Linked DNA regions of Homo sapiens: all the other regions are linked to region 2. The links are chromatin loops, found by intact Hi-C in ENCODE. Cell type or tissue: endothelial cell of umbilical vein. All regions are shown on one strand.

The links. Peaks named below come from ENCODE experiments on the same cell type or tissue, not always from the same donor. Only the 100,000 strongest peaks of a DNase experiment are listed, where the experiment ranks them.
Region 1: a loop joins it to region 2, with 4 times the contacts of the local background. A loop is called at or near these places in 2 of 110 quality-filtered maps.
Region 3: a loop joins it to region 2, with 5 times the contacts of the local background. A loop is called at or near these places in 2 of 110 quality-filtered maps.
Region 4: it touches region 2 in a loop (5-fold over the local background); 6 of 110 quality-filtered maps call a loop at or near these places.
Region 5: a loop joins it to region 2, with 12 times the contacts of the local background. A loop is called at or near these places in 2 of 110 quality-filtered maps.

Annotation. Positions count from the first base shown.
Region 1 is chr9:18,488,025-18,493,024 of GRCh38, forward strand. The region is part of intron 1 of ADAMTSL1 (ADAMTS like 1); the gene reads left to right. Among named protein-coding and RNA genes, the nearest start is that of ADAMTSL1, 16 kb to the left of the region's middle. In endothelial cell of umbilical vein, no CTCF peak of the experiment used is centred here; DNase peaks (open chromatin) are centred at 2,777 and 4,727; H3K4me3 peaks cover 510 bases; H3K27ac peaks cover 3,660 bases.
Region 2 is chr9:18,391,324-18,396,323 of GRCh38, forward strand. It overlaps a transcript of ADAMTSL1 not described here. Among named protein-coding and RNA genes, the nearest start is that of ADAMTSL1, 80 kb to the right of the region's middle. In endothelial cell of umbilical vein, a CTCF peak has its summit at 4,989 (motif pointing left); DNase peaks (open chromatin) are centred at 2,148, 2,568, 3,828 and 4,948; H3K27ac peaks cover 2,129 bases.
Region 3 is chr9:18,235,872-18,240,871 of GRCh38, forward strand. It overlaps a transcript of ADAMTSL1 not described here. Among named protein-coding and RNA genes, the nearest start is that of ADAMTSL1, 240 kb to the right of the region's middle. In endothelial cell of umbilical vein, no CTCF peak of the experiment used is centred here; a DNase peak (open chromatin) is centred at 2,570; H3K27ac peaks cover 3,137 bases.
Region 4 is chr9:18,329,630-18,334,629 of GRCh38, forward strand. It overlaps a transcript of ADAMTSL1 not described here. Among named protein-coding and RNA genes, the nearest start is that of ADAMTSL1, 140 kb to the right of the region's middle. RefSeq lists an enhancer at 3,435-3,998. In endothelial cell of umbilical vein, no CTCF peak of the experiment used is centred here; DNase peaks (open chromatin) are centred at 1,472, 2,392 and 3,832; H3K27ac peaks cover 4,068 bases.
Region 5 is chr9:18,657,097-18,662,096 of GRCh38, forward strand. It overlaps ADAMTSL1 (ADAMTS like 1), which reads left to right. Exons shown (of 29, transcript NM_001040272.6): 8 at 543-654; 9 at 4,839-4,977. LOC102724102 (a long non-coding RNA gene) reads right to left here. Exons shown (of 3, transcript XR_428448.4): 3 at 1-643. Among named protein-coding and RNA genes, the nearest start is that of MIR3152, 86 kb to the left of the region's middle. In endothelial cell of umbilical vein, no CTCF peak of the experiment used is centred here; a DNase peak (open chromatin) is centred at 1,895; H3K27ac peaks cover 1,160 bases.

The DNA.
Region 1 (5,000 bases), 97 kb after region 2:
CTATAGCATCTTAGGTTTGATGCAATGCTGTATCAGTCTTTCCAATATCTAACGAATAGAAGCAAAGCTAGGCTTAAGATTCAGATGCAGAAATACGATTATGGAACCCTCTCATTCCCTATCATCTGATGTGGATTATTCCCGCCTTTATTTACTGATCTCCCCAATCTGAGGGCCTGGAGAGAGTCTGTATGTTTGTCTTACCTTAGATCTGTTCTGTCACCTATCAAGATCAAAACCCTCTGCCCAGGACCTCCTTTATTCTTAATCTAGGGGCGCCTGTTTCCTTATCTGGAAGCAAGTGTACCATAATTCAGTAGCTTCCCACGTTTGGTCAGTAGCCAAATCAGCCAGACACTTGTTAAAATTATGAAGGCTCCGGCCCCTCCTACTTCAATGAGTATAGACCTCTGTGTATTTTATTAGCTTTCTTGGTAATTCTGATACACACCAACATTTGATAACCACAGAAATAGTGGTTAAGAGATAGACTGCCTGGATTTCAACCCTGGTTCCACCAGTGTAACCTTTCTGTCATTTTCTGTGCCCCAGTTTCCTTGCCTGTAAAACAGGGGTCAACAATGGCATGTACCTCAAAGGATCATTGTGAAGTTTAATAAAACAAGTCATGCAACCTACTCAGCACAGTACCCCACACAGGTAGCAGGTGCCCAATAAACATCAGCAATTATTACTCTCTCCCTGCAAGGCTGAAATTTCCCTACCTCATTCCAGAAACCAACCTCTTGTCTTTCCCTGGATTCACAGCAGCTGACAGTTTTGCCTCGTAACTACAGTCTTCCATGCAATCTCAAAGAAAGGGACTGAGAGGAAAAACTAAGATTGCTTTTGAATTTGTGGGGTCTGGAGCACATTGAAGCCAGTAAGTCTAAGACAGAATAAAGATAAAAGTTGGTTCAAGAAAGTCATCCAGTGAATTCACTCATAAATGCTTGTCTAATTTAGGGTTCTCAACCCTCTTCTGCATAAAAATCACCTCAGGAATTCCAAACAAAGTATCTGGGTGGCTGGCAGCCTCCATCCCCGCAAGAGATTCTGATACGGTTGGTCTGGGGAGAGACCCAGACATTGGCAATTTTCCCAGGTAATTTGAATGTATAGACAGAGTTGACAATCACTGATCTAATTGAATATTTAAAGGGTTCCAAAAACCTCTTAACTGTTAGTGGATATATCTCTTATATTTGAAGATGCTTTATAAACTCCCTTCCTCCCTGTGAAAATCAAAAACTTAGGAGCCCCTTGTCCCTAAAACAGGGATAATATACTGATTCCAGGAACTCCTGTAGTCAATGTGAATGCACTTTGTAAATTGTTAAGTCTATATGTGAGAGGAAGCATTCTGGTGCCTAATGTGAAGATGATCATCCGATCCTGTTACATAGCATGCACAAAGAGATTCAGAAATCCTCCAGTTACCAGGATGTCGCGTAATCTGAAGTATAATGCACCAGCCACTTCAATGTATACACTTTTCATTCAAAAAATAGGAACCATGAACATGTTAAATCATTTCGTAAAAGATAGAAGAAATTAAAACCTTCCTGAGCCCAATTTGAAGGGACAAAATAAAACATACGCTGAGAACATTCAGTCTTCCACACAGACTAGTCATCTCATCTTTTATTTTCTTTATTTTTCTTTTTCTAGATGGCCATTGTGTGAGATTAAGTATTTGGTCATATTTCCCACTGCTCTTCTCAGATAGCTAAATTTAATTCTTATCCAAATGACCGACTTACCCAACTGTATACCACTTATTTAATTAGACATAAAGAGATACTAAATTCCTCTCATCTGTTGAGGAAATGATGGTAACCTGGCTTTGTCTCCTACCCTTTAACAGAAACCTCATTTCCCCTTTTTTCCTAAAATGCCCATAAACCTTCAGTGCCTCATAGTAGTATTATGAGGATCAAATAAGTACGTGTAAGTACTTTGAAAACTGTAAAACCTTAGTCATCTCGTGCTCAAAAGCCTTCACTGTCTCCAGCTGTCTGGAGTCTACTCAAGGACCAATTCCTCAGCTGGGATCCAAGGCCCTGTCCCAAACCATCATTCCTATCTTATGTTCAGCTGTTTTACTGCATGTGTCCTGGCACACTGAGACCCATGCCACAGAGGAACTGGCCTGGCCAGAGCTGGAAGCAGGCTGGGGTCCCAGTTGTGTATCACATAGAAGACCACTGCAAGAAGAGTCTGAATGGGGGCTCTAGCAGACAGGGGGAACAGAAGGAAGCTACACAGCAGAAGCAGAATAGGTGGCAGAGGCAATTGATTGGAGGGAGGGAGAGGGGGTAGGTGAAGGGGATGAGGAGGAAGACAGAGGAGGCTGGAGAAAGGGGAATTGTTGTATAGCAATGTCTGTATGTTCATCACTATGCTAGGGGGAAAGACTGCTAAAATATTGGGGCCCCAAATAGCGAGCTTGGTTTTGGATGTGCTGAGTTTAAAGTATCAACAAAGCATTCAGGTAAGTGAAACTAGAATCCTGGAGATTGGAAGAGACGTAGATTTGTAAATCACATGCAAGGAGAAGACAACTCAAGTGAGGAAAGTGGATAAGATCAATCGGAGCACAGAGAGAACAGGGGCCTGAGGAAAGAGTCTTGGGGATGACAGCATTTGCTAGTCCAGATGAGTAAGAAAAGGCAGGGGACAAAACAGGGGAGAACTCGCTGCCAAAGAAGCCAGGGGAGCATATTCCGCAGCAAGATGTGAGGGAAAGTCATAGGATGTGGTGAATTACAGGATGCTGATGAATTTCAGAGGAGCCACGTCAGCCAAGCGGTGGGCAGAAGCCAGATTACAAAGCACTAGAGAATTCGGGAGTATTGGGGAAGTGGGTGCAGTGAACATGGGTTAGCCTTTCAAGAAGTTTAGAACTGAAAGGAAGGGAGGCAGGAGACAGGTTAGCCCTCACCACTGACAGAGTGGAGTGTAAAGGCAGGAAAGCACAAAGCAGGAGCTATGTGATAAAAGGGAGCTTGGTTTTAATAAAAAGAAGAGAAAGTGCTTTCGTCTTAATAGCTCAAAGAATGCTGATAGCAGCCGTGTGTGAAATTGATTTCTGAGGCCCAGCACCAGAGACAGAGAGGCTGTGAGGCAAATGGGGTAGTAAACCATGATTTAGCACCTTCACTTTCTCTGCTTATTACAAAACAGGCTTTAAAAAAGATGCCTGTGGTGTGCCTCAGCATTCTTGATATTTTCTGTGGCCAAGATCCATTTTAATATATTCCTGAGGCATTTTGGTAATTCTAACACTGCCTGAGACATTAATCTATTAACTTTTCACATTGCTAAGCATGTTAATGCAATTTAAATATTATTTCTCTTAAACAACATCGATGTGGAAGGAAAAAGAACTCTTCTTGCTGGAAACAAAAAGGTAACAGGCTGAAAATGCTTACACGTTGAAAGCACAATTAAGCTTTATAAACTCTCAAAGTATTTGCTTCTACTCTGCAAGCATTGAGAGCCAGAGATGGCTCACAAAAATCACAAAAAATCATGTCATGTTTCATGTACTGTTAATAATAAACATTTAATAAGTGGTTTTGCAGATGGCTCCTTAACATGATCATTTAATTTATAAATTAGAAGATGGTAGTCCTTCCCATATATACAATATCTGGATTATATTTTTCAGTTTAAAAATGCCAAAAGTATGCAGAATTTAGCCAGCCCCAAAACGTAAATATTTCTGTTGACTGGAAGATAGGAAGAGATGACTGCTATATTTGTCTCTAATCACCATTATTATTTCCCATTTTAATACAAGTAGAGCTGTACTATTTACAGATAATGATGACAAATTATAGTGGCCCGATAAGGACAGGTTCTTTTAGACAGTTATTTTAAATGAGGCACTTATACTACAATCTACTCTGGACAAGATTTTAAAGAAAAAATTGTAGGCTATCATGTTTTTGAAGTAAATACCTATTTAACTAGAGAATGCATGGCTTGATTGATGTAGTTACAACAAAAGCTATACTAAGACAATAGTAACTGACTCTCATTTATTATTGATAAAGGACTTAATATGTAGGAAAGCATTTTAAAAAACTAAGTTACACAGTAGGGAAGCACAATAACAGAGTTTCTGTTTTGATACAAAACAAAGTATGTCATGAAGATTATTGATATAGCACATTATAATACAAACATCACAGGAAGAAAAAAACATCATTCCTTAACACTTGGCTAGGAATTAAGTCAATATAGAAACTGAAAAACATCAAATAAAGCTGACTTTTATCTCAGCATTTGGGAGACTTTTGCTTACAAGTATTTATTGTTTTTCAAAGTATTAAAGAGTAAACTCTTATTAATAAAAAGTACAGAGTATAATTTAGCATTTCTTTTATTATTCAGAAGTCACTTTAGGATCTGCCATAGGTTCTGGATGCAGAAAATTGTATTAGCAAAGAAAGAAAGTCCCAGCAGAGATTCTCTGTTTCAAGAGTTGCTTTGTAACAAAACAATTCTTAGGACTGAAGCTGTAGGACTGCCTCTACTTGGATTTCATTTATTAATTGCACTGCACAACGTTTTTTCATGTATTAGCACTTATATTTAAAAAAATAACTCTATGAGTTACACAGAGCAAATGCTTATGTTCCATTTTACAAATTAGAAAATTGATTTGTAAATGTGCTTAAATGAAATAGACTAATTTAGAATCATAGACATTTTTGTAGCTAGAGGTGTCTCAGAAATTAGCCAAAATTCCTTTTTGTGGAAGTGACTAATCTGAGGCAGAGAGAACTAAGTTGCCTAAAATACCACAGCAGCAAAGTCAGGATATAACAAAAACACCACAGTGGCCAAATCCTGTTGCCTAGACTGTGTCCCTGTTTAGAAGTTTTTGCTATCAATATTATGTATGTACACTCTGAAACATTTTAAAATTAAAAGTGCTCACCAAAAACTCAGCAGAACAGTAAACATCCATTGAACATTAAACTCTGTAT
Region 2 (5,000 bases):
ATTACATCCGTGTTATAATAGTTTGCTAAATTTCATAAAATTATATCTTTTATTTATTCTATAATGGAAATGATTTAAAGTCATTGTACTAGACAGGATGTTACATAGTTTAGTTGGTAGTTAAAACAATTTTTTTTTTAGAGACAAGGTCTTGCTCTGTCACCCAGGCTGGAGAGCAGTGGTGCCATAATAGCTCACTGTAGCCTTGAACTCCTGGGCTCCAGCAATCTTCTTGCCTCAGATATCAGTAACTGAAATATGGGATTATTGGGCCATTATATTCATTGGCACAAGAATGATTCTCATGCTGAATATTTCATGCTTCTTCCAGAATCAATGTTTAGGAGTAGATTTTGTCCTGAAAACCAATTTTCTTTAGTTTTTAAGAGAGTTTTTAATTAGGGAATGTGATTCAACAGAAAAGACAATGAAGACTCAGATGATTTTTTGTTGTTGTTGTTTAAGTCCTGAATCAACTACTTTTTTTCTTTCTTTTCTTTCTTTTTTTTTTTTTTTTTTGAGATGGAGCCTCGCTCTGCAGCCCAGCCTGGAGTGCAGTGGCATGATCTTGGCTCACTGCAAGCTCTGCCTCCTGGGTTCACGCCATTCTCCTGCCTCAGCCTCCCTAGTAGCTGGGACTACAGGTGCCCGCCACCATGCCCAGCGAATTTTTGTATTTTTAGTAGAGACCGGGGTTTCACCATGTTAGCCAGGATGGTCTCGATCTCCTGACCTCGTGATCCGCCCGCCTCGGCCTCCCAAAGTGCTGGGATTACAGGCATGAGTCACTGCGACTGGCCCTGAATCAATTACTTTCTAGATTACCTGGCACAAGTCACCTAAATTATAAATCTCAGTTTATTTGTTACAAATATGATTAGTAATAAGGGTCCTACTACTTTATGGTACTGATGTGATTACAAAATAATGTCATATGTGTGAAAACATTTAAATCACATAAAGTCACTGTTGCTTTAGTACATGTGGTTAATAAAGAGGCACTCACTAGCCTAGCTTCATGGGGATAAAAAAAGGAACAGTGCGGTAGGTTGTTTAAAAAGCTTTCTATAGTTCAAACTATCGTGCATGCAGTGGCATCTTAGTGCCTGCTCTCCAATAAGCATCTCTTTACTTCATCCTACATCTCCACTTGGCCTGGCGTGCTCTGCAAACCTGCTACTGACAACAGTTTTCCCTGCTGATAGCCCTTATCTTTATCTCTGTTATTTAGTATTTTTGAAACTTCTATCTTTGGCCCCTGCATTCTGGACATCCTTTCCAGGCTACCTGTGTGTACATGTTCAAACAAAGTAACCTTACACAACATAACCTCAAAAACATAGTAGGATGATGGAATCAACCAATCCTGTAGCTTGTAGAATTATGCAAAATAATTTATTTTCACATTTGTAAACTTCAGAGGATACTCTAAATTCATACAAGAAAAAAATAATAATCTTCTTAATTATGAGCCAGAGTGAGAAATATCAGCCTTCTTTCCTTTTCTTCACCTACCTCTACTTTGGGGCCTCCCTCACTTTTGTGGTAGAAATCAGGTCTTTGCTTCTGCCAGTCTTAGGCTACACATGGCTATTTCACATGCTACCTAAGGTAAAAAGATGCTTTACTTTGCATTTGACTACTAAATTCAGGATGATAATTACTGAATACCTGTCATATTCCAGGAATAATGCTGTGTGTAAGGGGCACATAATTTTCTCTTAGAGTGCTTATTGACCACTTGTAGAAAGGGTTTCTGCTTTGAGTATACTACTCAGGTTATTAGTGGATGCATGAATGTGGGAAGTGGGAAATTAAGGAACCTCTAAATTTTACTCCAACTTACACAGTCTATTATCCTTTATACAAAATATAATTATTTTCACAGATTATACACATACACAGTATGCTGGGGTTTTTTAAATTAGAATTATAATTTGAGCATTAAGAAGTACTGTTGCTGTTGCATTCCACTTAATTGCCTGTGAATGTATTACTTCCTCAAATGTTCAGGAGAGTTCATGGTTGCTTGGACCTGGTAGGGATTAAAGGGGAAGGTAATGACTCACCATCCCAGTTGTCTCAAGACTCACCCAGTTTTAGCACTAAGAGTTCCACATACTGGGAAACCCCTCAGTTCTGAGAAAACAAGGATAATTGGCTCCCTTAGAGAATGTCTGAGTCATAGTTCTTCTGATATGTTGCATCATTCAAACTTACTAAGGATGTTAAAGAAGACAGTGTGGTGGTCATTGAGGTTGGCTCCCAACATCCATTTCACCCTAGTAACCTTCTACCCTGTTGCTGTGTTTTGTTAGAGGTGGCAAGGGCTAAGGCAATTTGGGTCAAAGTGATGTTGGGAGAAGCTTGCTAGGGACTTCTGAAAATGGCAGTGCCTTACTTTTAAGAGAGAACATAGAAAGGCAGCCTTTCTCTCCTGTTAAATGCCCCAGTATTCCTGGCAGCCATCCCACAACCTTGAAGGAAACAAGGCTTGGAGGGAAGCCAAAAGTGAAGGCAGAGAAAACAAAGCCTGGGTCCTGGATGATACCATCCGGCTGTGAAATAAACCAACTCCACAGCCCACTGTACCTCTGACTACTAGTTGGTAAACAAATATCCTAATGTGTAAGCCAGTTTAAATAAGGTTTCGGGTTACTTTGTTTGTTCCAGCTAAAAGCATTGCAGATGATGATCATGGAAAGTAATAAAGCCTTTAATTACCAATTGTCCTGACTGAATGGGTGAAAAATGTATCTTGGCATAAGATGATGGTTACGCAGCGAAAGCAGAGCCATAAAGAGATTGTTGCTTTAACTTTAAAAGTACAACTAGAACAAGGATTTTTTTTTAAAGGAGAAGCTGAGAAACAATTGAATAGGCCATTGACCAATAAAAATTAGCGGGGGATTGCATTGTTTTAAATCCTCAAGTTGATTGTTAAAAATAGTGAAAAGTTTTTAAAGGCCATATGCTTTAAAAGGAGGTTAGATGCCTAATTCCAATAACAGAATCTGTCCACAGCACTGCTTTTTGGTCCTATGCCCCAGGAGATCCATTTTTGTTTGTCAGATGTTATTTGTTGAATGGATATGATATTCCTGACATTGTAAATGTAAGACCAAATCAAAAAGGATAGAAATATAAATGAATAGACCCATTCTGCAAGAGAGAGAGACAGAAATGGAGAGAGAATAGGAGAATAAGAGAAAGAAGCTTGTTATAAATTATTGTGCTTTCAACTTATCACAAAAAGCTCATTCTTGTATTCCCAAACTGCAAAGACAACAGGTTAAAATAATAACCTTGAGTGTAGATAAAAGAAAGTTGATTATAAATTCAACATGGGTTTCATTATTTGTTCTGTATTTTAAGATGACATTCATCATAAAGGCACACCAACCCCGAAAATAGTTACCAACTCTCCACTTTAGACAACATGAGACAGTATGAGAACAGCAGGTCTGAAAAAAGGAAAGCATTTTTTTGCATTATGCTATTAAATGGAACACTTAATCAGCTTTTTTGCCAAGAGAAAACTTCCCATTATGTTAAGTTCTAAATAGGGCTGTGGGAAAAAAGTCTGCAAATGGAAAGGCTGTGGAGATGTGTCTGTTGACTTTGGTTGTTTCATAAAGTGTTAAGAGAGTCAGCATTTGTCAAAGATTCTTGGAAACCTTGGTTTAAGCAATTCTCTTTACCTTTTTGTCTGAGATTTGATGTCCCAACTTGGTAAATAGTGCATTTTTCAGGACAGATCTGTCAGAGTTTCCTCTTGTTCTCCCTTCACTCCTGCTCCCCCTTGTCCTTAGGCTGTTGCCAGGTGTTTGAGTATTATGTCGGATCTCCAGCATTATGTCATGGAAAAGCAACAGTAAGATCTGTAAACTGCCTTTCAAAACAGTTCTCCAGGAAGCCAGTCTGAATTTACTCTGGTTTTTAAAAAAGAATCATGTGTTTGACCAGCAGTTGCTTTAAATCCTGCTTTTTTCCACCAGAGATAAAGAAATGAAAAATGTGGGTATTGGTTTTTGCTGGCAAGATGTCGATCTAAAGTTTGCAGCATTCAGCATAAAATAAATGCACATGCTTTATTCAGAAATCTCATCCATTGATAAATGGGATCATTTAGAGACAGGACTGGTAGACTCTACCTATTCTTCTCCAAAGGAAAGCCTTGAGGATTTGCACTTTGTATGACATAATGGAAACAGACCCATTTTCTGATAGGGTATTTATCTGGCAAAATTCAATGAATGAATGGTTGGAGAGTCAGTATAGAATCTGTTCTGGAGCTTCTGAAGCATCCCTAGACCAAATTATATCCTGAACTGTACAGGTCTATCATCCTTCTCAACTGCAAGTGGTCAAAGACCTCTGAGCCTGTGTATTTGAAACTGACTGGTGATGAAAAGTGTAGTTTAACTAGTCTTGATTCAGCCTGGTTTAAGTTGGACACATTTTAGTTTCTTTGGTCTGTGACACAGATGTCTGCTGGATGAGCACCATCCTAGAGGCTGAACTAAAATTTACAAATATGTCATTTTTCTGCATGGGTAATATATACATCAAAGAGGAAGTACAAGACCCCTATATGTTGTCTTCTGCTTTCCAGATGTTTCTGAAATTACTTACTCCCTTTTAGTCTGGCCTTTCTGTGGAAGGAAACCTTTGATGCTAATCAACATTTGAAGTAGACCATTGATGCTGAGAGTTCTTGGGGCTAGCTCTTGCCTCTGAAGAGAATTTGCATAGGTTATCTACTGTAACCCACAAGGCAGTCAGTGACCCCATACTTTATCCAACCTTAGAGCACTCTGGTCCTTTTCATTAAACTGTTGGCCTGCCTCTTAGGTGCTCCTGCCTTTGCACAGTCCCAGTTGATGATAAGACAGTTGGTGGCCATGGCTGTGGAGATTTAGCTCAATATGGAAGTAGTCAGAAGGTTGACTGAAAGCTGGAATGTCAGGGTGCCCCCTCCTGGACTTATTCAATATAAA
Region 3 (5,000 bases), 160 kb before region 2:
TCTTTAGCCTTCAGCATTCTGTTCTTTTCCTTTTACCATTGATTGTTCATTACCACATTGCTAGACACTAAGAAAAAGTAAATTCATGGGCAAGATGATGCTTTTGTAGGTTACTGTTCTTAGAAGTTGTCTTTCAATTTCATCTACTTGGATTCTAATGAAGATGATTTTTGAAGACCCATAATGATTGTTGCATATCCATTTAAATTCCAAATAATCAGTACCCTCACCCAAAATCTATCGGGCTGGAGTGCAGTGGCACAATCTCAGCTCACTGCAACCTCCGCCTCCCAGGTTCAAGCAATTCTGCTCCCTCAGCCTCCTGAGTAGCTGGGATTACAGGCACCCACCACCACGCCCGACTAATTTTTTGTATTTTTACTAGAGACGGGGTTTCACTAAGTTGGCCAGGCTGGCTGGTCTTGAATGCCTGACCCCGTGAACCACCCACCTCAGCCTCCCAAAGTGCTGGGATTACAGGCGTGAGCCACCACGCATGGCCTGTCTGTGGAGTTTTGACTGTGCCACTGACATGCTGTTGGTTCTAGCTGTATCTATATATTTCAGATTCCGGGACCCAGTTGAGTATGTCTGAATGAAAAGGCTAATACTGTCCATATCAAAAGCTGTTTCATCTGCAGTAGTACATAAACCTGCTTCCCTTTCCTGTGATGATGATGGAAAATGTGTGTTTGTACTTTTCATCAAAGTTGGGGGAAAATTCCATTCAGCTGTTATTTTTAGGTTGTTAAAAGAGATAAGCTGCAAGGCTATTAAATTCAGTATCTATTGATACAATCATGATTAGATCTATTAAGCTAATTTATTTCAGAAGCACAGGAATTAAATCTTAGCTATATTTTCAGCGAAGAAAAATACACATCCCATTATTATATATACTTTTGGAAAATGCAAATGCAGTGCAATGCAAACAATTGATATTGTTTACATTCCAGTGCTATTCAGTTTCCCAAAATGTAATAAATGTCTTATCTTAAAGAAATACAAAGGATCTGGTTCAGGAAACTTCCAGATTTATGTGCACCTACAATTACTGAATCACATGTTGCTAAAATTTTCATATTTTATATCAATGTAAGGGGCAGAATCTTTACACAGATAACATTTTTCCAGAGCCTGACTATTGCCCTATACATTTTTAAGCTGCCCAATAAATATTTAGTAACATTTTTTGTGTCTCCAAGTGAAAATAGATCCAGACAATAAACAAACATCACTAATGTACTTCTTTAATTCTTCTTTAATCTTAAACTCTACAGATTTCCAAGAGATCATGTGTCAGAAGCTGTGTCCCACATGGCAGACCATGAGCTCTCCAATGTGGGAGATGGGCCCACCTGGCTGCTTAAGTCCCTGGAATGACCACTGTGTGTCTTGTAGTTGGCACATCTGTTTACCAGCTCAGGAGGAAGAACATGACAGTGATGTTTACAGATACACAGGGGCACTGTGTACAGAATGAATCAATTCACTCTGTGTTGGCCCTTATAGATGTATTTCCATCTATATTTTTTGTTCTTATTTTCTCACTGTTCTCATATTCCGTGCTCTCCTGTTTACCTTGTTGCTTTTGGCATTTTGAGAAGTGTTTTTGTCTTCTTTGTATAAATGTTGTGGATAAAGCACTTAGAGGATTTCAGAGAAAGCTCACTACTATACAAACCTAATAAATCTACAACGTCCTGTTATATAGAAAACCAATACTGACTGCCTCTGAGATACAAATACTTGATTTACTTCTTCTATGTTATATAAGTGAAACATTACTATTTAGAAAAACTTAAGTAGTCAACTGAATCTTTTTTTGTTGTGCTCTGATGCATTTGAAAAGATTCTGTAACCTCATTAAATTATCCCATCCCATTTTACATAATTCATCAGTACTTAATTGTACACTGTTTTCTTCCTTTGTCAGTATTTTTTAACAAACTCTGTATTTGATGCATCCTGTGGTTAAGACAAAACAAAATTAAATGCAATTGTTTCTCTAAAAATCATGATTATTCCTTGGTTCGTTCTTTGAACGTTTCGTGGACTAAGCCAGGCACACTAGGGCATATGGCAGAGGAGGCAGAATGCCATTGCTCACACTGCTTTGCCCTCTAGAGGCTGGAGGGAGGGGCTTCAATGACTTTCCCTGAAGAACCACTTTTTACCTGGGTTCTAGATATTTCTCTTAAGAAAGCCACTTTTTGTCCACAGTTCTGACTTAGATTCAGAGGTCTGGGAGATGTTGACTGTTGCCTTTCATGGAGTAACTGCCATTGTGTTTTTTTAAGAGAGCTTTAATGAATGAGTTTTAGGACTATGTGGAAATTTCTGTGAAATGGTTAAGATTCTCCTATATAGTTTTGAAACTGGGTCATAGAAATACAGAAGAAAAAGAATTAAAATTCTTTCATTACACTTACAGTGACTCCATCCATTGTTTGCAGTGAGTAAGTGACTCATCTGTAACTCAGTATTTTGGGAGGAGGAGGAGGAAATGCCAAGTTCGAATCACATCCCTTTGTGCAGGCAGCAGAGTTGTAGGGGAAGGAGCTGGGCTTGCAGGGTGAGAGGTTGGGGGTCATAACTGGGTGCCAGTCTGTGTACTGTAGCTGTTACTTAATCTCTCTGAATATGTTTCTTCATTTGTAAAATGAAGCTAGAATGGCGTCATTAGGAATGTTAGGTGAGATGAGTCAGCACTGGTTTGACATGTAATAGGCACCAAAAAAATGAGTTTTCTTTCCCATTTCTTCTCTAATATCATAGAAAGAGAGCACTGAAAGGAACCAAATGACATAACTTTTTTTCTTTAAGTTGTGAATTGACGATTTATGTTTGTATACATTTATGGGATACAAAGTGATGTTATGATTTATGAATCTAATGTGGAATAATTAAATCAAGCTAGTTAATATAGCCACCACCTCAGATAGTTAACTTTTTTGTAATTGTAACATTTGAAATTTACTCTCCTAGCACTTTTGAAATGCACAATATACGCATACCTCAGAGATATTGCAGGTTCTGTTCCAGACCATTGCAACAAAGTTAATATCACAATAAAGTGAGTCACACAATTTTGTGGTTTCCCAGTGCATATAAAAGTTATGTTTACACTATACTGTAATCTATTAAGTTTATAATAGCATTATGTCTATAAAAATGAATATACCTTAATTTTAAAGTATTGCTAAAAATGCTAATGATTATCTGAGGCTTCAGTGAGTCTTAATCTTTTTGCTAGTGGAGGGTCTTGCCTTGATGTTTATGGCTGCTGACTGATCAGGGTGGTGAAGGGTAGGGTAGCTGTAATAATACCTTAAGACAACAATGCAATTTGTCACATCAGTTTACTCTCCCTTTTACAAAAGATTTCTCTGTAGCATGTGATGCTGTTTGATGGCATTTTACCCAAAACAGAACTTCTTTCAAAACTGGAGTCAGTCCTCTCAAACCCTGCTGCTGCTTTATGAACTAAATTTATGGAAATATTTTAAGTAATTTGTTGCCATTTCAAGAGACTTCACAGCATCTTCACCAGGAGTAGATTCTGTTTCAAGAAACCCACTATCTGGCTGGGCACCATGGCTCACACCTATAATCTCAGCATTTTGGGAGGCCGAGGCAAGTGGATCACTTGAGGCCAGGAGTTTGAGACCAGCCTGGCCAACATAGTGAAATCTGGTCTCTACTGAAAATAGAAAAAAACAAAAAATTAGCTGGGCGTGGTGGTGCATGTCTGTAATCCTAGCTACTCGGGAGGCTGAGGCATGACAATTGCTTGAACCCAAGAGGCAGGGGTTGCAGTGAGCTGAGATCATGCCACCGCACTCCAGCCTGGGTGTCAGAGTAAGACTCTGTCTCAAAGAAAGAAGGAAAGAAGGAAAGAAGAAAGGAAGGAAGGAAGGAGGGAAAGAAAGAAGGAAAGAAGGAGAAACCACTATCAGTGTTTATCCATAAGAAGCAACTCTTTGTTCATTCAAGTTTTATTGTGAGAGCAGCAATTTAGCCACATATTCAGGCTCCATTTCTAATTCTAGTTCTCTTACTATTTTTACATCTTCAGTGACTTTCTCCACTGAAGTCTTGATGTTCTCAAAGTCATCCATTAGGGTTGGCATCAACTTCTTCCAAACTACTATTGTTGATATTTTGACTGCCTCCCATGAATCATAAATGTTCTCAATGGCATCTAGAAAGGTGACTCCTTTCCAGAAGGTTTTCCACTTACTGTACCCAGATCCATTGAGAAATTATAATCTATGGCAGTTTTAGCCTGACAAAATGCATCTCTTAAATAATAAGATGTGAAAGTCAAAACTAATCCTTAATCCGTGGGCTACAGAATGGATGTTGTATTAGCAGGCATGGAAACAACTCTTATCTCCTTACATCTCTATCAGAACTCTTGGGTGACTAGGTGCATTGTTAATGAACAGTAATGTTTTAAAATGAATCTTTTTTTTTTTTTCTAAGCAGCAAGTATTAACAGTGGGCTTTGTATATTTAGTAAACCATGCTATAAATAGATGAGCTGTCATCCAGGCTTTGTTGTTCCATTTATAGAGCACAGGCAGAGTAGTTTTAACATAATTCTTAGGGGCCCTAGAATTTTCAGGATGGGAAATGAGCATTTTCTTCAACTTAAAGCTACCACTCTATTAACCCATAACAAGAGAGTTAGACTGTCCTTCGAAGCAAAGAACTGACTTCTCCTATCTGCTACTGAAAGGCCTAGATGGCATCTTCTTTCAGTATAAGATATCATTGAATATAAGATGCCATTGAATATAAGATATCAAAGTACTCCAGAGGGAGTACTCCCTAACATATCTTATACGGCTGTTTCATCTACGTTGAAAATCTGTTGTCTAGTGCAGCCTCCTTCATCAGTGATCTTAGTTAGATCTTCTGGATAACTTGCTGCAGCCCTGTATCAGCATCTGCTGCTTTACCTTGCATTTTTCTGTTATAGAGGCAGCTTCTTT
Region 4 (5,000 bases), 62 kb before region 2:
TTATCTTTATCAGCCACACTAACCTTGTCATGTCCTGCAAGGAATCAAGCCATGTATCCCAAGTGCTGCGGCCAAAACCAAAGTTTTCATGTCTTTCCTCTGAATATATGGTATTCATCCATCAAAGCATTTATTTCCTCACTTATGTATGCATTCATTCATTCATTCATTCAGCAACCTTGCTATTCTTTGTTCTTTGCTTTGTATTTGCCACGGCTGGCACCAGGCAGTGCATATGCAGTGGCTAGCAGAACAGTCTCAGGCCATGATTTCTTGGAGTTTACAGTTTAGTGGTGTCAGTATATAAACATGTGTCTTAGTGATTATCTGTATATGTCATATGTAATTCTTAGGCATTTAATTTCTGAGTCTTGTTTTCTCATCTGCATAAGGGGGTTAAAACAGGTCTGGCCTTTTTCACATGATGAAATGAGACTTAATGTCAATAAAGTTCCCGATTTTAAATGTAAAACATAACCCAGAAATAAAATGTCCTTATTTAATCAGTTAGCTGACATAGATAATGTTGATACCTGGAGCTATCTTGCAAGGTAGTTTGGAGGACAAGAGAGAGTTTGTGAACCACTTGACACAGTTAAGTCTTCAATAAACGCTGCCTATTATTCTCAGTGTCATCAGTTGTTCAGAAATCACATATTAGGACTCAGTTTTCCAGATTATCTTCCTTCTACCCTTTTTCCTTCTCCCTGATCCTGCCACTCTTGCATCCATTGGCATTGTAGCCACCCCCTACAGTGACACAGTTGAGGACTGCCTTCCCAATCTGTATTCTGTGCTCCATCATAACCTTCTTTGTTTCATCAAAAAAAAAAAACTAAAATCTCTCATCCTATTCCCTCAGGGTCTTGCTTTCCATGTGGATGCCCGAGGCTGATGTTATCATTCCGAGATGAATTCTGTTGGTTCATTTGTTGTATGCCAAGTGTGTGCCAGGTGTTTTATCTCAAGTGTTCCTCCCAAGCAAATCTTATTTCCATTTTATAGACATGTGGGATATTATCCCAAATTCACAGAGTAGAAAGTGGCAAAACTGGGATCTGAGCTCTTTCTGCTGAATATAACACCTAGTGACTCCCTATAGACAAATATGAGTTATAAAGAAATACAACCTTTAAGATATGGCACTAAGCAAACCAATAGTTGGGGATTATATTTTACAAAACACATGGCTTTTGTAAAAGCAAATGCATAAAACTGCTGATTAACTGTTATTTACTGAGCACCAGTTACATGCCAGGGACTGTCCCAGATTTTCAACATACAGAGATGGATAAGCAGGATCTTGCTCAAAGAAGCTTACGTAGCTGGAGGAAGAGAAGTGAAGATAAAATCATGTGACTATGAAGTAATTCAGCCTCAATTGGGTATGGCATAGTCAGGGCATATTTCACGTGTAGGTTTTGGTGGAGGGTGCTCACAAACAGAGGAAGGAGAAAAAGTGGATCCAGGATAAAGTAAACAGTGTGAGAAGGCAACAAAGGTGTAAGACAAAGGAGCTGTTTGAGGACTGCAAGAAGGAATGTGGCTCAATAGAACAATATGTTCATGGAGAAGAGTGAGACAGGATGCTAAGGAAGTGTGTTGAGGTAAGCCAAACTGACAGAAAGGTCTTTGATGCTATGCTGAGGCATTCAGACTTGAGTCTATAACCAGTGAAGAGCCATAAAAAGTCTTTGTTTAAAACTGTATTTTAAAATAATAGCTGTGTGAGTATCATCTATCCCCACTGTGTTGGCCTATGGTTTTTAAGATACCACACATCAAATTGTGCCTCCCTCCTGGATATACTGCAGGGTAAAACCTTAGTATAATTCAGTCTGAATGAACAATAGTAATTAGTCCTGAACTATGCCTTGCTGTTATAATACAGTGCACATGGTGATAGCAAATAAGCCCCCAGGGACTCATAAACAAAATGAATGAATTATTGAAGTCCCTGTACTAATTTTATCTCTGGTGTAGAGGTTGAACTATCCATTAGAGCAATTCTAGGAAAAACAAAAACAAAAACAATTTGCCACAAGACCCCAACTTTTCTATCCTATTGCCACCTTTCCTTTCTATCTTGAATTCTATTTGAAGCTGTAGCTTTCCTAAATCAGATGCTAGAGTTTTAGTAGCTATGCATCAGTAGCTCTGGCATTGCTTGGAGTCTTCCTTAATCCAGCAATGGAACTAAAATGAAAATAGAATTACCAAAAGGGCAGATGCAGTATCTTATATCACTTTTATTATATTATATTTTAGCCACTGAGACAGGAGGGGAGAATATTATAGAATCAGCTTGCTGCAGTCTCGCCTGTAATTATATTTTTCCTTGATAAGGCATTGGCAAGTAGCCCACCAAAATATTGATGTGAAACTTGATCTCTCAGGGATGTGGAATTTCTCCAGCCCTGGGATTGAGACTGAGAGGTTTTGGAAGTGTTTGGCAGCTGTAGTAAATTCAGGAGCTGGAGGCAAGGAACAATTCTTCTAGCACAAGCCCAAAGTCAATATATTATATAACTACAAAAGGCACACTCCTCACTGTACTTTTATACTCTTCATTGGATCTTGTCCAGACCATGTTATCTTACATAGATGTAAACATACACTTTATGTACTATTTGAGAAAAACTGAGAGTCCTATAAAGTTTTTATAATTTTATATTTAGGGATGGGTATGTTAATTATAAGTAAAAATGAGGATTCAGAATTTCCCTCAAAATAAGGAGTGAAAAATTATCTGCATGCCCCATTTTATCACATAGTTTGAGTTTTGCCTTCTCTTGCTATCTTTTTTATACGCACCAGTCCAGTTTTCCTCCTTTTTTTAGAGACAAAATCCTGCTCTCTCACTCAGGCTGGAATATAGTGTTACAATCATAGCCCCCTGCAGCCTTGACCTCTCAGGCTCCAGCAATCCTCCTGCCTCAGCCTCCTGAGTAGCTGGGACTAAAGGCGCATGCTACCAGACATGGCAATTTTAATTTTTCCTTTTTTCAAAAAATTTGCTACAATATGGACGTACAGCATCAATAGAATTTGTTGATAACTACACAGTTATGGTTATAAGTTAAGTTATTTTAAATTAGAGCCTATATAGTTATTTCCCTAGGTGAAACTGCAGGCATTGTATCCTCTGGCCCATTGAACCGCCAGAGTTCAGTAAGAGTGTGTCAGAAGGCTGCTGGCAGAGTGAAAAGAGCATAAGGTTGGGATCCAGACACACCTGAATTTAAAATCCCAACTCTGGCACTTATGACCTGCATGAGCTTAACGAGCATCTGAGTCTGTTTCATCATCTGTAAGCGTATGAGGAATAAAATGGTATTATGTACAAGAAGCACCCAACCATTGTTGGCACCTAGCAGGCATTATTTTCTCCCATTTTCTTTTCTCTTTCCCACTTCAGAATGGCCAGAATACCAGGAAATTTACCTCACAGATTATCTAGCAAGTAAAGGATTTGGTGATCAAGGTTTTCAAAATGGCTTCAGGTGTGATTATTATTTTTATTTTTTTATGTTGCCATGTATTTATACCAAGTGATATGGTTTGGCTGTGTCCCCACCTAAATCTCATCTTGAATGGCAATCCCCATAATTTCTGTGTATCTTGGGAGGGTCCCAGAGGGAGGTAATTGAATCATTGGGGCAGTTTCCCCCATGCTGTTCTCATGATAGTGAGTTCTCAAGGTATCTGATGGTGTCATAAGCGTCTGGCATTTCCCCTGCTGGCACTCATTCTCTCTCCTGCCTCCTGTGAAGAGGTGCATTCCACTATGATTGTAAGTTTCCTGAGGACTCCCCAGCCATGTGGAATTGTGAGTCAAACCTCTTTTATTTATAAATTATGCAGTCTCGGGTGTTTCCTTATAGTGGCATGAGAATGGACTAATACAGCAAGCCAATTTTGTAAAAATGACTTCAGATAGCTTTACAAATAAATTCAGTTGGTTGAATAAATGATAGTACAGTAAAAAGTTAGAGAAACAGGGACAAAATACTCTAAACCAGTTGCTGTAACTGAGTACAATATTTGGTCAGAGAATTCCCCAAGGAATTTCCATTATATGTAGCTTCCATTATAAGAAAAAAACAAAGATGAGAGTTCATCAGAGGAGACAGATTTTACCCTAGAAAAAAGAAAGTTCTTATTTGAGTAATTGTGTTGAGATTCTTCAGAGGGATTACTGATTTAATATGACAGGCAATATTCTTAATTCACACCCTTGAGAATCTAACTAGAGCAGTCAGGCCTGACCATGGCAGCAGGATATATACAGGGTCTGTCCAGATCTTCCATTAGAGGCCCCAATTCTAAGAATCAACTAGCTTCACAAGCAACCCAGAGAAGACACTGTGCTAAGTGGAGATTTCCTAGGCATTAAAGTGAAACCAACTTTGATTCAAACTCAGATCTGCCTCCTACTATCCTTGAAGTTTGGACAAGTTAGTGTAGCTTTCAAATCATAGTAAAAAGTGATTAATATTACTTACTTCTCAGAGTGTTAGTAAGCATTTAATGAAAAAAAAATATGGAAAGGGAGAAGTGTGTGCCTAAATGGTCTGCCTTTGGTCCCAGGAGTGCCATTTTATTCATTTTCTAAGCACAATACAAATTGGAATTGTGAACCTCTGATTAGGCTCTATGTAAGCTTTTGTTGGAAAACCCTAAACAGAGAGATGGCTTTCAAGCTGTCAGCTCCTTAGCAAATGCTTGTGCATATACACGTGTGCACATATGCACACATGCAAGAGATTAGTTCTTATATATTACATTGTGAATTATGAAAAATTATACCAGAGAATTATGCCTATCCTGTCTTGTTTAAAGTGCTGCTGTTTGCACTTTAATTCCAAAATTATATTCTACATTATTGGCTGGATTGTAAATTTAAAACTCTTAGTCCTAATAGTGGTGCTATCCAGTCAATATTTTGTTTGATTTTTCAACACTGGACATACTTACAAATCATCTTCTATATAAACCAA
Region 5 (5,000 bases), 270 kb after region 2:
GAAGTTTGCCTTTTAGCAAGCATCTAGTTGGTAACTTCGCACACTAAATGGACAAGAAGCCCAATATGTGTCTCTGAATGGGAAGTGTTATTTAATTCTTCAACTCGTCTTTTTTCTTAACCAAAACCAGTATCTTTTATTTTCTGCAGTATATAATTTTCTTAGAACAAATTGTCTATTTCTGAATCTACATTTTAAAATCCACATAATTTTATCTATTATACCAAAGAGGTTGGAAATAAAGGACGGAAAGGGAATACAGGCTTGGAATAAGATGATAGTGAAATCACAAATTGAGATATTGTTCTCCCTTGCTCTGTGGCAACAGAACTCAGAAGATAATGATAGTGAAAGCTTATGCAAGGACCATTCACTGGTAAAATGGTAGGATACATGATACTGCCATTGCCACTTCTCCCGCAGTGCAGTCCCTCACACAGCCTAAAACCATCAGCACTACCATATACTCTTGTTCGAAGCTGCAAGGGACCAGAAAGCACCGCACTGTCACATTACTTCTACTTTCCTGTTGACTCCTGCAGATTCGTAACTCGGGCTCCGCTGACAGTACAGTCCAGTTCATCTTCTATCAACCCATCATCCACCGATGGAGGGAGACGGATTTCTTTCCTTGCTCAGCAACCTGTGGAGGAGGTAATGGTGTTCACTTAGTCTAAAAACTGTTGGCTTCTGTGAGGAAATACTTGGGTATTATAAGAGTAGAGTTACTTCAGCATGGAAGAAATTTTGTGCTGTCTTGGACCAGATCCTTTCTTCTGAACAGAGTGGAATCTCGAGGCCCTCCTGTAAGGCAGATACCTCCGCCAAGATGCCAAAGACATTTTCTGTCTGTAAAGTCCCATTAGAGGAAACAGTCTTTTTTTTTTTTTTTTTTTGAGACAGAGTCTCGCACTGTCGCCCAGGCTGGAGTGCAGTGGCGCCATCTCGGCTCGCTGCAAGCTCCGCCTCCCGAGTTCACGCCATTCTCCTGCCTCAGCCTCCTGAGTAGCTGGGACTGCAGGCGCCCGCCACCACGCCCGGCTAATTTTTTGTATTTTTAGTACGGACGGGGTTTCCCCGTGTTAGCCAGGATAGTCTCGATCTCCTGACCTCGTGATCCGCCCACCTCGGCCTCCCAAAGTGCTGGGATTACAGGCGTGAGCCACCGTGCCCGACCGAGGAAACAGTCTTTACTTCTCTCCTTGATTTTGTAGAAGGCCAGAGCTAGAAATATTCTAATTTGGCAGCAGTTTGGTCCTGAAGCAGGCAGGTCCATTCACTTACATATAAACTACTCATGTGGTTGAAGTAAAGTCATCTATTTAGCAATCAATTAAAGAGTGTTTATCAGGCTTACTTAATTAGAGAAAATAGTTTGCTACCAGGAAAAAAAATCTCTGCATTTTAGACTTAGGCTCAGTTATTTTTCAACTCCACCCCATCATCCATGCATTAAAAGAAATGCCATTCGTTTTATTCATTAAAATGCATCTCTCCTGAAAAGTCACAAAATAAACTCCTGTCTCTGCTCCATCATATTTGTAACACGAACAGCATTTTGTGTTACTAGAAAAGGCTTTTGTGTTACTACAAAAGGTTATTTTTCCTCATTTTCTGCTCATCATAATTATAGTGTTTACATAATAATTGCATTGAATTTCCCAATAATTTATTTAGACATTTCCCTACAGCAAATCATTTAGTTCCTTTAACTTTTATGCTTTTATAATACAATGAATAACTTAATACCTAAGTATTTTTCTCTTTTCAAATTATTTTCTTGGTATAAATACTCAGGAGTGAGATTGTTAGATCAAGGAATTTCAGAATTTTTGTGGCTATTGGCACACATTACCAAATTCTTTCCAGAAGGATAACAATCAGTGTGTGAATATTTTAGATTCATTGCCAACTGAGTCAGTGTTTGTGGATTATTGTTTTTCTAACGTAATGGATATAAAATTATATGTCTATTCTTTTGAAAATTAGCACATCAAATAAATTCTAGCTCTAGTTTCATAGAAGCCAGTTAATTGGCTGACTTTAAATAGCTAATCCACAGAAGTATCACTATATTAATTTGACAAGATATAAAAGGATAGTACCTGAAAATGGAGACAAATGATTACCCATAAATTTTTGGAAAACATTGTATGATGTAATTCATCTTTACCTATGTTGTTTCTATCTACACAATGTAAACAAACTACTGAAAAATGTGGTTCTATGGAGCAATGTTGGATTTTAGCTTAAAAGAAGTCAGTAGAAGTGCCATGAAGTACTTTTACTCAGTTGATAAAAAACTATCAATTCAACACTTTAAGCATTTCAATAGAATGAGTGTTTCTAGTTGTTCCATCTGTCATGGATAGAAAATCATTTAGCTGGCCAGGTGCAGTGGCTCACGCCTGTAATCCCAGCACTTTGGGAAGCCAAGGCAGAAGGATGGCTTGAGGCCAGGAGTTCGAGACCAGTCTGGCCAACATGGTGAAATCCCCTGTCTCTACTAAAAATACAAAAATTAGCTGGGTGTGGTGGCGCGAGCCTGTAATCCCAGCTACTTGGGAGGCTGAGGCATGAGAATTGCTTGAAACCAGGAGGCAGAGGTTGCAGTGAGCCAAGATCATGCCACTGTACTCCAGCCTGGGTGACAGAGCAAGACCCTGTCTCAAAAAAAGAAGAAAGAAAGAAGGAAAATCGCTTTGTTTAAAAATGAACTGTCAATTACTTTGATGTTCCATGGGAATACATTATTTTGATATTTTTACTAATGACTGGCATAGGAAATAGTTTCAAGGAAAGAATCTAAGGTTTGTTTTTTTTAAAAAAAAAAATGAAAACCATGCTTTGTGAGAAATAGCACTTCAGTTATATGCACACATAGAGCTGCTATTAGAGTGTGATGTCAGCAACCTTGATAATCGTTCATTACATAATAGGGACATTGATGTTAGATTTACATGTATCTTACTTCTTTGGGCCTCATTTTCCTCACATGGAAATGAAGAAGTAGAACTATCAGTGGTTTTCAGATGTTTCTGGGTATCAAATCTTGCTTCAAAGGAAACCTTAACTATGAAGCCAGGATAAAAGGAAGACTGTTCTGAGTGAAGATGTGAGGGATGTGGAGACCAGCTGTCCTTCCACTTTATTTTGAAATGTACTGAAGTTACCAGCTTGAAAATTACTGAAGAAATGATCTCTAAGTTCTCTTCTCTGTTTCTGGTTCCAGATTCAACTGGTTGGACATTTTGCTTAGTGTAAAATTTGCTACTCCAAATACCTTATAAAACTTTAGAAAACATGATTATCTGATGATTTTGGTCATTTCCTTCATTTTTGCTCTAACTCTTCATTTTATACACGCTATAATAGCTTCAAAGCAACAGGTTTAGGCTGACAAATTTTGATTTTGAAGAATAATCATCTCAGATTAATAATTTACTGCATTGTTCCTGTATTTTACTACATGATAAATTCTGTCCCTGTGTAGAAATTATTATCTGGAAAATTATAAAATAATTAGCCTGTTATAAAATTAGATGCTTTTAGAGTACAGTGTAATTGAAAAGTAAAAGTGCATTTACTTACTTAAAATGTCATTTTGCTACTTGATTTTTTTATAAAACAAATATTGGATAGAAAAAGTGTTCTTATCCATTGCTTTCGTTACTTTTCATGCTTTTCATCTTTATAGTCAAATTTTAAAAGGCCTTTTTTTTAGGGTCTTTAATGAACAATTAATTTCTGTGGGTGGTCTGAGAACACAGCCTTAAGCCAGGAAATCTGGCTCATAAACCTCCTTCTGATTTCCTAAAATCTTTTGCAAGTCCCTTAATGATTTAAATCTTGCTTCCTAATATGTATTTAGCAATAACCGTGTTCAACCCACCTGCTAGGGATAATGTATTTGGCAGATTGATTAGGGTAAGAATGATATAAAAGGCCTAATTTTTTAAAATTCTCTATGCACATTTATTTTTCACCCCGAGAATCTAAGTCTTGATCACCACCCTACCAGAAATCCACAGGACAATAAAAAGGCAGGTAGGAAAGATAAAACATATGAAAAGAATTAACTATTACTCAACAATACTTTTTTTAAGAGAGGCTTCTTTAAACAGTGACAATTTGTGGGTGGAGGCTAAGAAATATTCGCTAGAGACTTTTTAAAGAGAATGACAGAAGATTTTGAATATAACAAAAATGGAACAGTAACAGGGAGGTGTTTTTACTAATTCTGCAGGGAAACAGGATTCGTGATGTCTACTGTTGGAATCTCAATGGTACATTTACTCAACCCACTCAGGTTGAATTTGGGCAAAAATAATGTTCCCAGGCATCTGGTGGAACCTGATCCTGTGCTGGCCCCCCATGTGCAAGGGGAGCAATGTGGGATTTATTTTGTTTATCTATTTGGGAGTTTATTCTCCCTAGTGCCCCAGGTACTAAGGAGGCAATTTAGCATTCTTGTATAAGATGGTTGGTAAATCCTGATGATCTTTTTTGGACACAGAATTCTGCATTATATTTTTAGATCATATAAAAGAAATAACAAGAACAGTTCTTACCAGAGTCTTATTATCTGGCTGGGCCCTTAAGTAGTTCAAGCCTAATTATATAATGTAATTATTAAGATTTGAGTGGATTACTTGAGAAAAGCACAGTACTTGAGGTCTGCAAAAATTAATGAGCCTTCCAATTATGTGTCTTTTTTCCTGGAAATGACTAAGGCATTGGGGAATAATTTCCATTGATGTGAGCTGGCCAAAATGCATAAAGAAATATATTGCATTGGCATGTACATTTAAACTTGCCTGGATGGTTTGATACTACAGGTTATCAGCTGACATCGGCTGAGTGCTACGATCTGAGGAGCAACCGTGTGGTTGCTGACCAATACTGTCACTATTACCCAGAGAACATCAAACCCAAACCCAAGCTTCAGGAGTGCAACTTGGATCCTTGTCCAGCCAGGTCAGTCAAATTTGCTAGTTCAT